Regions from separate parts of the Homo sapiens genome. Here region 2 is linked to region 1. A link is an interaction called in ENCODE POLR2A ChIA-PET data of the cell type or tissue named here. Cell type or tissue: MCF 10A. All regions are shown on one strand.

Region 1 (8,000 bases):
GGGAAGGTCTTAGAACCAATTCCCCATGGATATCAAGGAATGACTATATAGACATAGAAAAAAATTATAAAGAAATCTATCAAAAGGCTAACCATGGTTTATCTGAGAGGTGGGATAGTGGGTGATTTTATTTTCTTTTTGCTTTTCATAATAAATAAATTTCCTTCCAAAATATGTGTTACTTTATAAAATTACATTAGTCATTTAAACACTTATGAAGCTGATATATTAATGTTCCTTATTCCTATGGTCACTGCCTTACCTGTGGTTTAATCAGTCTATCAGGCCTACAGGTCTGACTCAAAGTTGCAATCTTCTCTTTCACCCCTTTTCTGAAATCTTGAAGTCTGGCAAATATGTATCAAGAACCTGGAAGAAGCAGAAAAGTGATGAAACAGGTTCCAAGTTCTCTGTAGTAAAAAAGGGTTAACAGGCCGGGAGCAGTGGCTCACGCCTATAATCCCAGCACTTTGGGAGGCCAAGGCAGGTGGATCACTTGAGGTCAGGAGTTCAAGACCAGCCTGGCCAACATGGTGAAACCCCATCTCTACTAAAAATACAAAAATTAGCCAGGCATGGTGGTGCACGCCTGCAATCCCAGCTACTCGGGACACTGAGGCAGGAGAATCGCTTGAACCTGGGAAGCGGAAGCTTCAGTGAGCCAAGATTGCGCCAGCCAGTGCACTCCAGCCTGAGCAACACAGTGAGACTGTCTCAAAAAAAAAAAAAAAAAAAGAGCAAACTTTTACTACTTTGTTTTACTAAGTACAAATAACATTATTTTTAATTTCCAAAGTAACCTCTAGATACAATTTTATACTTTTCTCACTGTTCTTTATTCCCCTTTTACCAAGTTTCCCTACACAAACAAAAACGGAAGCCCTCCGCAGTTATCTATCCTTTTTTCACAGAGTACCTTGGGCTGCTGATCTCTACATCTCTGTCTCAAATACAGATCTATTCACAGAATCGCTTGGGTTATGAAATCTCTCTAAGGCCAGGCAAGGTGGCTCACACCTGTAATCCCAGCACTTTGGGAGGCCGAGGCAGGTGGATCACCTGAGATAAGGAGTTTGAGACTAGCCTGGCCAACGTGGTGAAACCCTGTATCTACTAAAAATACAAAAATTAGGCCAGGCACAGTGGCTCACACCTGTAATCCCAGCACTTTGGGAGGCCGAGGCAGGCAGATTACGAGGTCAGGAGATTGAGACCATCCTGGCTAACATGGTGAAACCCCATCTCTATTAAAAATACAAAAAAACTAGCCGGGTGTGGTGGCATGCGCCTGTAGTCCCAGCTACTTGGGAGGCTGAGGCAGGAGAATTGCTTGAACCCAGGAGGCGGAGGTTGCAGTGAGCCGAGAGCGCACCATTGCACTCCAGCCTAGGTAACAAAGTGAGATGCCATCTCAAAAAAAAAATACAAAAATTAGCCGGGTGTGGTGGCAGATCCCTATAATCCCAGCTACTCAAGAGACTGAGGTAGGAGAATTGCTTGAACAGGGGAGGCAGAAGTTGCAGTGAGCTGAAATCGCGCCACTGCACTCCAGCCTGGGCGACAGAGTGAGACTCCGTCTCAAAAAAAAAAAACAAAAACAAAAACAAAAAAAACAACTCTATAGTCAATTTTGCTTCCTAACTTTGCCCATAGCAAAGAAAATTAAGTATGTCAAAGGGCATTTAAATATCCCTCCTCTTTCTCCCAGGAACTCAAAGAGAATTAGGGAAGAGACACAGAAAAAGCTGAAGGAAAATTAACCAGGAGATGTAGATGAGCCCTGAACATCTCCTGGTAACTAAAGAAATGAAATGAAGGACTCTCTCACATAATCCTGGACAAACTTAATTGCAATAAATTAATTTTATCAAGGTTGGAATACACAGATTTATGCATAAGGTTGGCCAAATAAACCCTATTCAGATAATTTGAAAGTCTAAACAAATTTACCAACCTAGTTGAATACAATCCAGTTTTTCATACCCGCAATTTTGTAGTCAATTCAGATAGTGCCTTCCTGCCTACTCAATTCAACAGGTATTTAGTGGGTGATTCCTATGCACTAGGATTGTTTCAGTCCCTGTCTAACCAAACTCTGGTTATCAAGAATTAGACAAGGGTGGCTTTGTGAAGCACAGAAACACAAACTGGCTCTTGAACTCCCTCACCTCTAAATTGTCCAGACACCTAGAATACAAAACAGTAGAGCACCCAGATGGTGTCCTATCTTGCTCTGATTCTCACTTGCCAATTTCAAACCATGTTTTTGTCCCCAAACATACCAAAAAACGTTTGAGTACATCATATATCTGTACACCCATAATATCTCATGCCAATCTGAGCACAGTACCCTCAAAGGTCAACTAAATGGCTGAGTTAGCTGACAGCCACATAATTTTGATCCAAGAATGCCAGCTTAATACTGAACTGACTCACCCAAACCAACCAGGGGGACTCAAGTCTGACGTGGGGGTGATGTAATACACTAAGGCCACAATACAAGAATATCCTTACTACAGCAGCAAGTAGTCCTATTTTTGACAACATTTGATGAGTGAGAGAAATTCAAAGAGAGGCCACAGGATGTCAAGAAAAGGTAAGGGTGAAGCAGGAAGTAAACCAAGAGCTGGTCTTAAAGCAAAATCCAGGAGTCAAAAATCCTCTTCTATCCTAAGTAGGCCTGATTTGGGGGGAGTCCATGTTACTGAACTACTAGAAAATTATATGTGGAAAACCAGACGTTATATGTCAAGAAAATAGGGGGTAAACCAATTCTACATTATAACCTGGTTTGGTTTTCCTTCCCCCCTCCAATCTATAAATGTTGAGAAAGGAAATGAGAAAGGGAATAATATCTGGTGATTCCATACAAAAAGAGAGCTGGACAAATATGGATAACATATAATGAATTTTAAATCCCAAATAGAAGACAACTCCAAGTGGACTTAAACTCTCCCTCAATTATGTTCTCACACCATCTAATTATCTTCCTGTTTTAGACAACAGTTTTGAAATGTACTTATTTGTGACTACCTCTGTTTTCCTCCATCAAACGCCACACTTCCTGAGGGCATGGCTACTGTATCACCCATTTCTCGAAATTTATCTAGATTCTGGGCCTCAGTTTCCTCCTCCTTCCTCCTTCCTCAGTTTCTGTCAAGAGGGACCAAGAATAGCACCAACTACATTGGCTTGGCGAGGAAATTAAATGAGAACGGGCATGCAGGGTGCTTAGTTCAGTCAATGTTTATAACCTGTTAGCATGGTAATAACAATAATTATCGTTACCGTTATTAGCCGACAGCCTCCCGCAACTCTTTTTTTCCTCCGTTTCCCGGACGGACTTCACAGCAAAATCCTGTCGCCAAGAGAAGCGTGGCCCGAAGCCCCTGCTCGCACCCTGCCCCGCCTAGGCGGCGACCGAGCACCGCAACCGCCTCAGAAGCCAGGCCTAGCGGCGCGAACGGCGCTAGGGGCTGGAAGGTGAACTTCAGCCGTTCCAAACTCCGGGAGGAGGGAGACCCGCGCCCTAGCTGCTCCCTCTTTTCTTCCCACGGCTCACCTAGCCTCGCCTCAGATCTGACAACGAAGCGCGAGCCAACCCGCCGCGGGACTCATTCAGTATCGTTGAAATTTTGAACCCAGGCAGCCTAGTCGAATGCACCAATCAGAGCGCCGGGAAAGCAATTCCAGGCTCCCGATTGGCCCTACAGACCGCAGCAATACCGGAAGTCAGAAGGAGGTACCAGCGAACAACGCGGCCCGGAGTTCCTGGGAAGTGTAGTCTCCTGCGCCTGCGTGAGTCCACTGGAACAGCTCTTAGGAGTACGTTATTACAAAGACCGGAGTGCTCTGCTCCAAACTATTTGGGAAAGGTGGTACCAACTGAAGAGGTGGAGAGTCAACCTAGATCACAGAATGGCGCGCATCCTGGACCTCTCCAAGTTTTCAGGGAAGAAAACTCTATTTTTAAAAATTATTCTCGTTATGGTTGTGCATTATCCCTTGAAGGTTCAGGGAGTTCACTTCGTCTTAACATGGAGTCGCCTGCATGCAACATAGACTCGCCCGTAGCGTCCTTCCCAATAGTGCAGGAGTCTTTGAAACCTTTTACCCAGTCCCTGCCCTGATCTTATGAAACCCGCGGTTCGTTGGGAGCTTTATCCGGTTTTATTCCCAACTGCATCCCGGCTTTATGATCCCCATGTCGTAAAAAGAAAACAAAGTCTAGGAGAAGTTGAACAAACATGTCCAAAATCACATAATAAATGGAGAAGATGGGATTCGAATTAAGAAGGTCTGTTCTTTTTATACACCACCGATAATTAATTAGAGGCCGGGCTTCGTGGCGCTCACCTATAATCCCAGCTCCACAGGAGGCTAAAGCAGAAGGATCCCTTGAGACCAAGAGTTCCAGAACAGCGTAGACATCATAACGAGACCACCCCCACCATCTTAATTTTTTTTAATCAATTAGAAAATAGCAGCAACAAGAACAACAAAACAACCCCCTTCATAATACCAGCAAAAGCTAAAGATTCAAAAATTAAGCCTAGGCTGGGTGCGGTAGCTCACGCATGTAATCCCAGCACTTTGGGAGGCCGAGACAGGCAGATCACTTGAGGCGATGAGTTCGAGACCAGCCTGGCCAAAATGTTGAAACCCCCCCCCATCTCTACTAAAAATACAAAAATTAGCCGGGCGTGCTCGCGCGTGCCTGTAATCACAGCTACTTGGGAGGTTGAGGCAGGAGAATCACTTGAACCCAGGAGGCGGAGGTTGCAGTGAGCCAAGATTGCACCACTGCACTCCAGCCTGGGCAACAGAGCGAGACTCTGTCTCAAAACAAAAAAAAAAAGGTCAAGGCAATTCCAATGAAAGTCCCAGTGGGTTCTGTTCTGGAATTTGCCAAGTTAATTCTAAAGTTCCTATGGAAGAGTACAAGTACTGGCATCTTGAATTTTGAAAAAGATTGGGGGATTTATGTACAGATTTTGTACATATTAACATGAAATTATAGTAATTTTTAAAGTATGGTTCAGTTAATTCACACCCATGGGGGTGCAATCGGCAAAATCCAGACAGGAAAACCACAGGACAATTTAGTTCCTTCAAAACATAAACTGCCAGAGTTTGGTTTTGTTTTCTTTTTGTTGTTGTTGTTTTGTTTCATTTTGTTTTTTGAGACGGAGTTTCGTTCTTGTAGCCCAGGCTGGAGTGCAACGGTGTGATCTCAGCTCACTGCAACCTCCGCCTCCCGGTTTCTCCTGCCTCAGCCTCCCAAGTACCCGGGATTAAAAATGCGCCACCACACCCGGCTAATTTTTATATTTTTTGATAGAGACGGGGTTTCACCATGTTGACCAGGCTAGTCTCGAACACCTGACCTCGGGTGATGCCCCCGCCTCACCCTCCCAAGTGCTGGGACTACAGGTGTGAGCCACCACACCTTTTGTTTTCTTTTTTAAGAGTCCTTGTGTTGTAGAGATACATATAGATACGGTAGGGATGAAATTACTCTGGCACTGGCTTCCAAATAATTGGGAGTAGGCAGTGAAGATAAGTAGGTGGGGATTTAGATGAAACAAGATTAGCTACAAATTGATAATTGTTGAACCTGGTGATGGGTTCATGATACATAAATACATACATATACTCTTGTATGAGTTTGAAATTTTCCACAATTAAAATGGGGTGGTTGCCTGGTGCTACTTGGAAGGCTGAGGCAGGAGAATCACTTAAACCCAGGAGGCAGAGGTTGCAGTGAGCCAAGATGGTGCCATTGCACTCCAGCCTGGGCGACAGAGCAAGACTCTACCTCAAAAACAAAGGGATGGGGGAGTGGTAGTTGTTGTGGTGGTTGTTTTGTTATTTTGAGATAGGGTCTTGCTGTCACCCAGGCTGGAGTGCAGTGGCAGGATCACGGCTCACTCCAACCCCAACCTCCCAGACTCAAGTGATCTTCCCACCTCAGCCTCCCACAGTGCTGGGATTACAGGCATGAGCCATGGCACCTTGTCTAAAAAGAGGTATTTTTGGCCTGGCGCGGTGGCTCACGCCTGTAATCCCAGCACTTTGGGAGACCGAGGCGGGTGGATCACGAGGTCAGGAGACTGAGACCATCCTGGCTAACACGGTGAAACCCTGTCTCTACTAAAAATACAAAAAAAATTAGCCGGGCATGGTGGCGGGTGCCTGTAGTCCCAGCTACTTGGGAGGCTGAGGCAGAAGAATGGCATGAACCCGGGAGGCGGAGCTTGCAGTGAGCCAAGATCGCGCCACTGCACTCCAGCCTGGGTGACTGAGCAAGACTCCGTCTCAAAAAAAAAAAAAGTATTTTTGCTGGGCACAGTGACTCATGCCTGTAATCCCAGCACTTTGGGAGGCCAAGGCGGCCAGATCACCTCAGGTCGGGAGTTCCAGACCAGCCTGACCAACATGGAGAAACCCCGTCTCTACTAAAAATAGAAAATTAACCGGGCATGGTGGCAGGCGCCTGTAATCCCAGCTACTCGGGAGTCTGAGGCAGGAGAATCGCTTGAACCCGGGAGGTGGAGGTTGTGGTGAGCCAGGATCGCGCCATTGCACTCCAGCCTGGGCAACAAGAGTGAAACTCCATCTCAAAAATAAATAAATAAATAAAGGTATTTTTAAGTATGGTATTGTCGTAGAAGTTAAAAGTGGGGGAAATCAGTAGAAGAGTTTAAGAGTCCAGAAACACACTCAGCCAGTTATGGTGGCTCATGCCTGTAATCTTAGCACTTTGGAAAGCAGAGGCGGGAAGATTGCTTGAGCCAGGAGTTTGAAATCAGCCTGGACAACATGGCAAGATACAAAAAACTTTTAAAATTAGCCAGGTGAGGTGGTGCGTACCTGTAGTCCCAGCTACTCAAGAAGCTGAGGTATGAGGATCACTTGAGCTTGGGAGGTCAAGGCTGCAGCGAGCCATGATTCTCCAGCCTGGGCGACAGAGCTGGGTCCTGTCTTTAAAAACAAAAACAAAATCCAGAACTCATGTATATCAGAATTTAGTAGGCCAGGCGCAGTGGCTCACGCCTGTAATCCCAGCACTTCAGGAGGCCGGGGGTGGGGGGCGGGGGCAGATCACTTGAGGTCAGGAGTTCGAGACCAGCCTGGGCAACATGGCAAAACCCCTTCTCTACAAAAAATACAAAACTTAATAGGCCTGGCACAGTGGCTCATGCCTGTAATCCCAGCACTTTGGGAGGCTGAGGAGGGGGGGTCACGAGGTCAGGAGTTTGAGACCAGCCTGGCCAACATAATGAAACCCCGTCTCTACAAAAAATACAAAAATTAGCCAGGTATGGTGGTACGCACCTGTAGTCCCAGCTACTCAGGAGGCTGAGGCAGGAGAATCGCTTGAACCCAGGAGGCAGAGGTTGCAGTGAGCCAAGACCATGCCATTGCACTCCATCCTGGGTGACAGAGTGAGACTCTGTCTCAAAAAAAACAAACAAACAAAAACAAAAATTAGCTGGGCATGGTGGTACTCACCTGTAGTCCCAGCTACTCCAGAGGCTGAGGTGGGAAGATCGTCTGAACCTGGAAGGTGGAGGTTGCAGTGAGCTGAAATCAGGCCACTACACTCCAGCCTGGGAGACAGAGCAAGATCCTGTCCCCCAACCCTCCACTAAAAAAAAGAAGAAACAAAACTGGCCATCAAACACATGAAGGTGCTCAGCCTCACTATAATAAAGGAAATTGAAACAAGAAAGTTCCATTTTTCACCCATCAGATTAACCAAAATTAAAAGTTTGATAGTATCAGAAATTTGTAAGGTAACTCAGCAGGTAGGAGTATAGATGGGTGTGGACAACTATTGACAACTATTTTTTTTTTTTTTGAGACAGAGTCTCTGTCTGTCGCTCAGGCTGGCATGTAGTGGCACAATCTCAGCTCACTACAACTTCTGACTCCTGGGTTCAAACAATTCTTGTGCCTCAGCCTCCCTGAGTAGCTGGGATTACAAGCACCTCACA
Region 2 (8,000 bases), 180 kb after region 1:
ACTGCAACCTCCGCCTCTCAGTTCAAGCGATTCTCCTGCCTCAGCCTCCCAAGTAGCTGGGATTACAGGCATTCTCCACCAAGCCCGGCTAATTTTGTGTTTTTAGTAGAGATGGGGTTTCTCCATGTAGGTCAGGCTGGTCTCAAACTCCCGACCTCAGGTGATCCACCCACCTTGGCCTCCCAAAGTGCTGGGATTACAGGTGTGAGCCACCACGCCTGGCCGGAGACTTCATTCTTAACGTAAAGCCAGCCCTTGGCCAGAGAACAAAGAAGTCTTTCCCGCATGCCCTTGATCCTAACATTCAGACTTATTTCTTGCCATCTGTCATAGGTGGGCTGTGATCAATACTGCTTTATGTATATTAAATTATTGAATCTAACAATCCCTAAGTAGGATGGGTGTGGTGGCTCACGCTTGTAATCCCAGCACTTTGGGAGGCTGAGGTGGGCAGGTCAGTTGAGGTCAGGAGTTTGAAACCAGACTGGCCAACATGGTGATACCCTGTCTCTACTAAAAATATAAAAATCAGCTGGGTGTGGTGGTGCACGCCTGTAATCCCAGCTACTTGGGAGGCTGAGGCAGGAGAATTGCTTGAGCCCAGGAGGCGGAGCTCCAATGAGCTGAGATCACACCACTGCACAAAGGCAGAGGTGACCCTTACCTAGACCAATGCTAGCACTGGGACTACCTGTGTGTTGGAGAGCAGGGGACCCCATGGGACAGGGTCCCCTCATGTCCTGGATCCCCTTTCCAAGGATTTTCAGAGAGGTACCCACTTGGATGACTGGGGAGAAGGGCTGGGCTGCTGCTGGGGAGTAACACAGGCCTTGGGGCAGGGTTCAGGAGTTCATTAGTCTGGAGTCCAGATCGCCACCCAGGGCCCAGCCTGATGTAGTGTTCGCGTTCTCTCAGCGCTGCAGTTTTCCGATAAAGGAGAGGACTCCTGTGTGCCAGAGCTCTGAATGGGAGCCTCTTCTCAGTCCAGCCAGGCAGAGGGTGAGGCTGCCACCTTATGGCCACTGGGGGAATTGGCTCTGGGCTTGGACTCCAATAAGGGGCCGGGAGCTGCAGAGACCTCCAAAAGGTCTCTTAACTAGTCCTCCAAACCAGGTCCAGTCACTCTCTGTGACCCTTGCCATACGCATGTTACTCTCACCTTACACGCCATTGAAGCCCTTGAGCAGAAGTGAGAGGCAGTTCCACAATGGTTGTTCTTGGTTTTTCTAATTATGGGCTAGGGGCCTTTTGACCTTCTATAAAGTAATACTGTACTAGGACTAAATGAGTTATTAGCAAAAGAGTTTAGCACAGTGCCTGGCACAGAGTGATTAAAAAAACCCCAGCTTTTGTGATTAATTCAAAGATGGCTCGTCTGTATTTGGGCCCTGGGGAAGGGGAAAGGGGACAGAAGCAGCAAGCCCAGAGTTCCATGGTTACTGGGTGGTGCTGGGATTCACAACAGGGCTCCCTTAGCCCCTGTTCAATGCTGCGTTTCCCATGGCCAGGGCTTGAGAGCCTGGGTGTGGTTTCCATGCTGACCCAGGTTTGAATCCTGGCTTTACCACATACTTGCAGTGTGTCACCTGAACTCCAGTTTCCCCACCTGTTCACAAGGATCCTCATGAGTGCAGAGCCTGACATGTGGAAGTGCTTAACAAACAGGAGCTCTTATTATTTCCAGTAGAAAGTAGGGCAATCCTGTCTGCTCACTTTCCCCTGAATCTTCCCCTCTCCAGGCCACACTGAGGGCTCCCAGTCTTTGTGCTATGTTGCTTCATTCTGTGGCAGCTCAGTACTCCATCCTCATCTTGGTGGGAGAAGGAGGCAGAGCCTGGTCTACTAGGGAGTAGGGGGAGGGACGCCCCAATACCCAACACCCACTCCAATCCTGTTCTTCTCTGCCTGCTTCCCACTACCAAGGCTGAGAAGCCAAATCCTCTTTCCTGGACTCTCCTGTAGCCAGGGTGGCTTTAGGACCCCAGTCTGGCCCATGAGATGCTGAAAGGGTTCTGGGAAAGTTCCTGCCTTCCTGATGAAGGCAGCAGGCATGGCTGTTACGCTTTTCCCTCCTTCTTGCCTCTAACGTGCCCATGCTGCCTAGAGCAGTGGCAGCCATCTTGCAACCACAAATGGAAGGCCAAGAGAATCACAGACATGACTGCTCCAACACCAGTGGGGAGTGCCTATCTCTGGACTGCTTGCATTTACAAATAAATCCCTCTGTAAGTCCCTCTATTTGCAGTGAGGCATTCCTGACACTCTGATACCGTCCTGCCCACCTGAGCATGCTTGAAGATGTGCATGATGAAGATGGTAAGGCCCAGGCCGAAGATGTAGGCTGCAAAGCTGGTGTAGAAGTAGGTGTGGGTATTCTTCTTCAAGCTGCAGGGAAGGTGTGAAGAAAGAGGAGGAGGGTTAGATATAGGGACTGAACTAGTAATACCCCTTCTGAGGGAGCTGGGGAAGACCCTAGAGGTTGTGGGGGGGTGACTGAGCTCTGGGCTGGGAGTCTGGAGGTGGGTGTGCACGCTGATACTGCCCCCAGCTATGTGTCTCTGGACAAGTTGCTTTCCTTCTCTTAGCCTCAGTTTACTCATCTGCAAAATGGGAAAATGAGCTCATCTCCTTGGTAGTTATGAATATCAAATGCTGCAACTTATAACAGTGGCTGTAAGACTTTAGTCAGCATAAAAATCATCTGGAAAGCTTGTGAAAAAATGCAGGATTCTAGGTCCCACCCCCAGGGAGTCTGATCTAATAGCTCTAGAGCAGGGCCCAGGAATCTGCATTTTGAAAAAAACATCTGAGGTGAATCTCATACCGTTGGATCATGCTTTGAGAAACACAGATACAGAAACTGCAAAGATAAGTTACTACTTTTAAGTGCAGTGGACGTAATAGTTCAATAGCCTATTTGTGGTACTAACTAGATGCTGGCTGCATGAATAAATGCCAGTGGCTTCCTGGAGGTGATTCATCCAAGATCAGCTTCAGAACAGATGAATCATATACAGCCCGGCATTGCCATTACGTGACTTCCCTCTCCAATGCCAGCTCCGTAACCTCTGCATGTCCCCAGCACCTGGGATGTGCCCAGCCAGTACTATGGACTCAATTAACATTTGTGGAATGAATGAGTGCTTCTGACCCCCTTCTCTCCTTGTCCTGGGTGCTTCTAAGCCTTCGGCTGCAAGTACCTTGAGAACTCACCTATCTTGAGAACTGGGATACAAGTGACTCCCTTTGGGAATGTTGCACTGATTCTGGAAATCAGCTGAGGAGCTGCTTATGCTGTGAGCCCAGGCTAAAAAATGAGACTCTGTCTCTGAGGGTGCTGGCAGTTGAATCTGTCTCCAGCAAATAGCCTGGGGGCTTCTTATGGGTTTCACTTTGTATTACCTCTGAACAGCCAGGAGTAGAGACGGCTGGCACAGACATCCCTCTACTTACAGACTGGCCAGGTCTCTTCCAAAGGTGACTGTGAGCCCATATGCTCCTAAGGTTTGAAGTGGCACTACACAAATAACCCAGGTGTATGTGAGTGGGAAAAACCTAAGTTTCACATGGAAACTGGATTTCAATGATGCTGGTAGTAAGTTTCTCATTACCACTGTCACTGTTATTACTGCTTTTGCAACTATCAGGCATGAGGAAATCAAGAGAAGTTCACAAACCACCTCAAAGTTAAGTGCAACATTGCCAGCCCTCACAGGGATGACGGGGCATAAAATGATGGAGCTGTTGCTGGCGCCCCCTGCTGACGGCAAGTCCCATTGCATAGGTGCATTAACTTGGATAAGACCTTTCTTGTGTTTTAAACGCTGACCTAAGTTGCCCACCTTCTCCCCCTCGTGCTCACTGTCTACAACAGACTGAAAAATGTCTGAGTAAAGAGAGGGCAGGGAACAGCTAGAGCAGCTGAGACATGGTGACCTGACGCTAGGCTGATAAAAGATGATGATGATGACTGCAACCAGGATTCAACCAAGAGCGACTGAGGTCAGTGTGTGCTCAGCACTCTCTCCAGATTTTCATGGTAGGAACTCTTGTTATTAACTCAAGATGAGAAACCAGAGGCTCAGGAAGGTCAGGCCACTTGTCAAGGTCACACAGTGAGAAAGCACTGTGAGTACCACCAGGCCCTTGTGGGTTTAAATCTCTTGGCCTATGATTCTTAAAACAATTTTTTGACCACAGGCTCTTCAAATACTTAGAACTTCAAGATGCAAAATGCAGATAAAATCAGAATTGCTCTGGCTGCTGTGGGGGTGGAGGGTCTGGTCTCCTGAGGTACCTTCTCTGGGCTCCTGAAGGCCACTGGAGAATCCCTGGAGAAGCCCATGCTGGGGCAGGCCCTCACTCACTCACCTGATGTCAAAGCGCAGCAGCAAGGCAATGAAGATCCCTGTGGGAGAAAGCTGGGGTTAGAGAGTGGCAGGGAAGCAGCAGGGCAGTGAACTAACAGGAGACTGGGTCCTGGTCCCCAACCTGGTGTTCCATCTTGGAGCAATCATTGGAGACCAAGGGTGTGGCCAATACTCTCAAGTGACAGCAGAAAGTCCCATTTCTCTACCTAGAACAATGAGAGGGGCCCAGGATTTTGCTTTGGCCTGGGACTACAATGACCCAGCACCTCACCGCATCATACTATGTCACACCGTGTCTGCCCAAATGCTTATCAAGTGCCTATGTACCAGGCACTATGGGAAATGTAGGAGTAGGCAAAATCGCTGCTCCCACAGAGCTCAGCCAGGGGGACAGGGTAGCCACACTATGACATACCTCAAATAGTCACGGAAATCATTGTGAGATTGTGACTGTTAAAGAGTGCTTCCACTTTGGAAGGCAGAGGTGGGTGGATCACGAGGTCAGGAGTTCCAGACCATCCTGGCCAACATGGCGAAACCTCGTCTCACTAAAAATACAAAAATTAGCCAGACATAGTGGCATGTGCCCGTAGTCCCAGCTACTCGGGAGGCTGAGGCACAAGAATCACTTGAACCCAGGAAGTGGAGGTTGCAGTGAGCCAAGATCGCGCCACTGCATTCCAGCCTGGTGACACAGCGAGACTCTGTCTCAAAAAAACAAAACAAAACAAAACAACAACAAAAAACAAAAGCAAAAATTAGCCAGACGTGGTGGCAGGCACCTGTAGTCCCAGCTACTCGGGAGGCTGAGGCAGGAGAATCGCTTGAACCCAGGAGGCAGAGGTTGCAGTGAGCCGAGATCACGCCACTGCACTCCAGCCTGGACGACAGAGTGAGACTCTGTCTCAAAATACAAAAAACCCCAAAATGAGCTGGGCATGGCAGTGCACGCCTGCAATTCTAGCTATTGGGAGGCTGAGGCAGGAGAATTGTGCTTCCCATGTTGTAAGAAGGTGTAACAGGATGAGACCTAGGCTGGGCAGGGGTGAAGGAGGGGAAAGAAGGAAGGCTTCTTGGAAATGCCACACGCCAGGAGGAGAGAACAGCATGTGCAAAGGTCCTGGAGAAAGAGTGCTCAGGAGATGTGGCAGGGACTGAGGGGTCACTAAGGCAGCTTGCCTACTGGCAGGAGATGAGGAGATAGACCAGCCCTGCAGGGCCCCGAGGACCATGGGGAGGAGTTGGGTCTTTATCCTGAGTGAAGAGACGCACTGGAGGAGTTCTGAGCAGAACAACCTAAACACATTTTGAAAAAGGCCCCTGTGGCAGTGCGTGGCTGGAGGGGGGAGGAGGAGGGGCAAGCAGTGGGCTATTTGAAGGCTCCACAGGAGCACAGGAGAGGGTTACCTCGGTCCACCCACTGCACTCTGAAACTTGAAAACCAAGCCAATTGTAAGCAATGGTTCTGCTAAAAAAGAAAAAAGAAAAAGAAAGAGACATCCCGGAAGCCTAAGCAACCCCAAAACACAGCCAACCAGTCCTGTCCCTGTGCTATACGCACACCCTGTGTGTCGCCTCCCTTACTGGGCTCTGGGCTCTGAGTCTCATTTACTTGAAGGAAGGCGCTGAGAAGCACTGCCTGGCCGGGTGCGGTGGCTCACGCCTGCAATCCCAGCACTTTGGGAGGCCGAGGCAGGCGGATCACCTGAGGTCAGGAGTTCCAAGACCAGCCTGACTAAAATGGTGCAACCCCGTCTCTACTAAAAATACAAAATTAGCTGGGTATGGTGGCACATGCCTGTAATCCCAGCTACTTGGGAGGTTGAGGCAGGAGAATCACTTGAACCTGGGAGGTGGAGGTTGCAGTGAGCTTAGATTGTGCCATTGCACTGCCTGGGCAACAAGAGCAAAACTCCATCTCAAAAAAAAAAAAAAAAAAAAAAAAGAAGCACTGCCTGTCAACTGTCAACATATGATTAATTTTAAAGAGGGAAATGAATTAGTTCTCAATGAATACTCTGTAGGAGTAGGGAGTTGGTTGGGGATAGAGCAGACAACTGCAGTTATTCTGGAATCAAGCTGGGAACTCAGTGCCCCCTGGCGGCTGATTTCTACGAGTGTTCTCCAACTAATCCAGGGGTCAGAGCTCTGCCAGGGATTTTCACTCCTAAAGTGCATCTGGCCTTCCAAACAACGCTCCACTGTGATCAACTTACATTTATTGTGATTGCGGGACTACTGGGGATATATATAGAGGGTGGGGAAAGGACAGATATGCCGAGATGTCCTGTGCCTGTCTCAAGCCTGGAACTTATGACAAGGACACAGGGGAAGTTTGTGTGGGTGAATGACAGACCGTGCCCTTAAGAGTGAGCCAGATGCTTTACAGGACTCCATTTCTTTTGTCTGACAGAGATGCCTTCTACTGGGGAAGCAAGTCTCCCTGCCTCACAGCACTGCAAATTATGAAGACACATGGGTGCAAGCCCATACCCTCGTGGCCTCAGGCAAGTCAAACCTCAGTTTCCTTATCTGTAAAATGGAAATGCCCTCTATCTCACTGGACTGCTGGGAGAAGTAAAGATGACATATAAAAAGTACCTAGCACCATTCTTTTTTTTTTTTTTTTTGAGATGGAGTCTGGCTGTGTGGCCCAGGCTGGAGTGCAGTGGTGCAATCTTGGCTCACTGCAAGCTCCACCTCCCGGGTTCATGCCATTCTCCTGCCTCAGCCTCCCGAGTAGCTGGGACTACACGCGCCCGCCACTACGCCTGGCTAATTTTTGTATTTTTAGTAGAGACGGGGTTTCACCATGTTAGCCAGGATGGTCTCGATCTCCTGACCTCATGATCCACCCGCCTCAGCCTCCCAAAGTGCTGGGATTACAGGCTTAAGCCACCGTGCCCGGCCGGCCACCTAGCACCATTCTTGGTACACGACAGGTGCTTGATAAATGGTAGCTGTTGTGATTACCGTCTTATTACTGCTAGTGCTGCTGTAAGGAGCAGTTCTGACAGCGTAGCCTTTTTTGCAGTTGGACAGTGCTGGTCTGAGTCCTGGCCCTGTTGCTTACTAGTGTGTGAATTTGTATCATTCCCTTTACTTCTGAGCTTCAGTTTCCTCACTGGTAAAACAGGGAAAGCCTCTGTGTCACCTCCATGTGTCACAAAATGCAACTGTCACAAATAGAAGTGCCTGTATCACCCTAGGTGATCAGAATTGCTATAATATCCTACCCTGGAAAGTAAGTCAGCCTTTAATCTGCTGCTTTAAAATAATTCCTCTTCTTTTAAAAAATATAGACGGGGTCGGCCAGGCGTGGTGGCTCATGCCTGTAATCTCAGCACTTTGTGGGGGCCGAGGTAGGTGGATCACCTGAGGTCGGGAGTTTGAGACCAGCCTGACCAACATGAAGAAACTCCATCTCTACTAAATATACAAAATCAGCCGGGCGTGGTGGTGCATGCCTATAATCCCAGCTACTTGGGAGGCTGAGGCAGGAGAATCGAGAATCGCTTGAACCAGGGAGGCAGAGGTTGCAGTGAGCCGAGATCGCGTTATTGCACTCCAGCCTGGGCAAGAGCAAAACTCCGTCTCAAAAAAAAAAAAAAAGGAGAAATAATAATTTTA

The links. ChIA-PET counts read pairs that join two places held together with the same protein. Peaks named below come from ENCODE experiments on the same cell type or tissue, not always from the same donor. Only the 100,000 strongest peaks of a DNase experiment are listed, where the experiment ranks them.
Region 2: POLR2A ChIA-PET joins it to region 1 with 10 read pairs; 24 of 35 experiments call an interaction of 5 or more read pairs at or near these places.

What each region holds. Positions count from the first base shown.
Region 1 is chr20:31,734,910-31,742,909 of GRCh38, reverse strand. TPX2 (TPX2 microtubule nucleation factor) reads right to left here and starts at 3,620. Exons shown (of 18, transcript NM_012112.5): 1 at 3,289-3,620; 2 at 263-369. RefSeq lists enhancers at 3,308-3,467, 3,558-3,607. In MCF 10A, no CTCF peak of the experiment used is centred here; a DNase peak (open chromatin) is centred at 3,719.
Region 2 is chr20:31,556,019-31,564,018 of GRCh38, reverse strand. It overlaps HM13 (histocompatibility minor 13), which reads right to left. Exons shown (of 13, transcript NM_178581.3): 9 at 4,372-4,408; 10 at 2,283-2,385. Among named protein-coding and RNA genes, the nearest start is that of MCTS2, 13 kb to the right of the region's middle. RefSeq lists an enhancer at 2,235-3,434. In MCF 10A, CTCF peaks have their summits at 1,037 (motif pointing left), 3,763 (motif pointing left) and 6,467 (motif pointing left); DNase peaks (open chromatin) are centred at 988, 3,008, 3,738 and 6,468.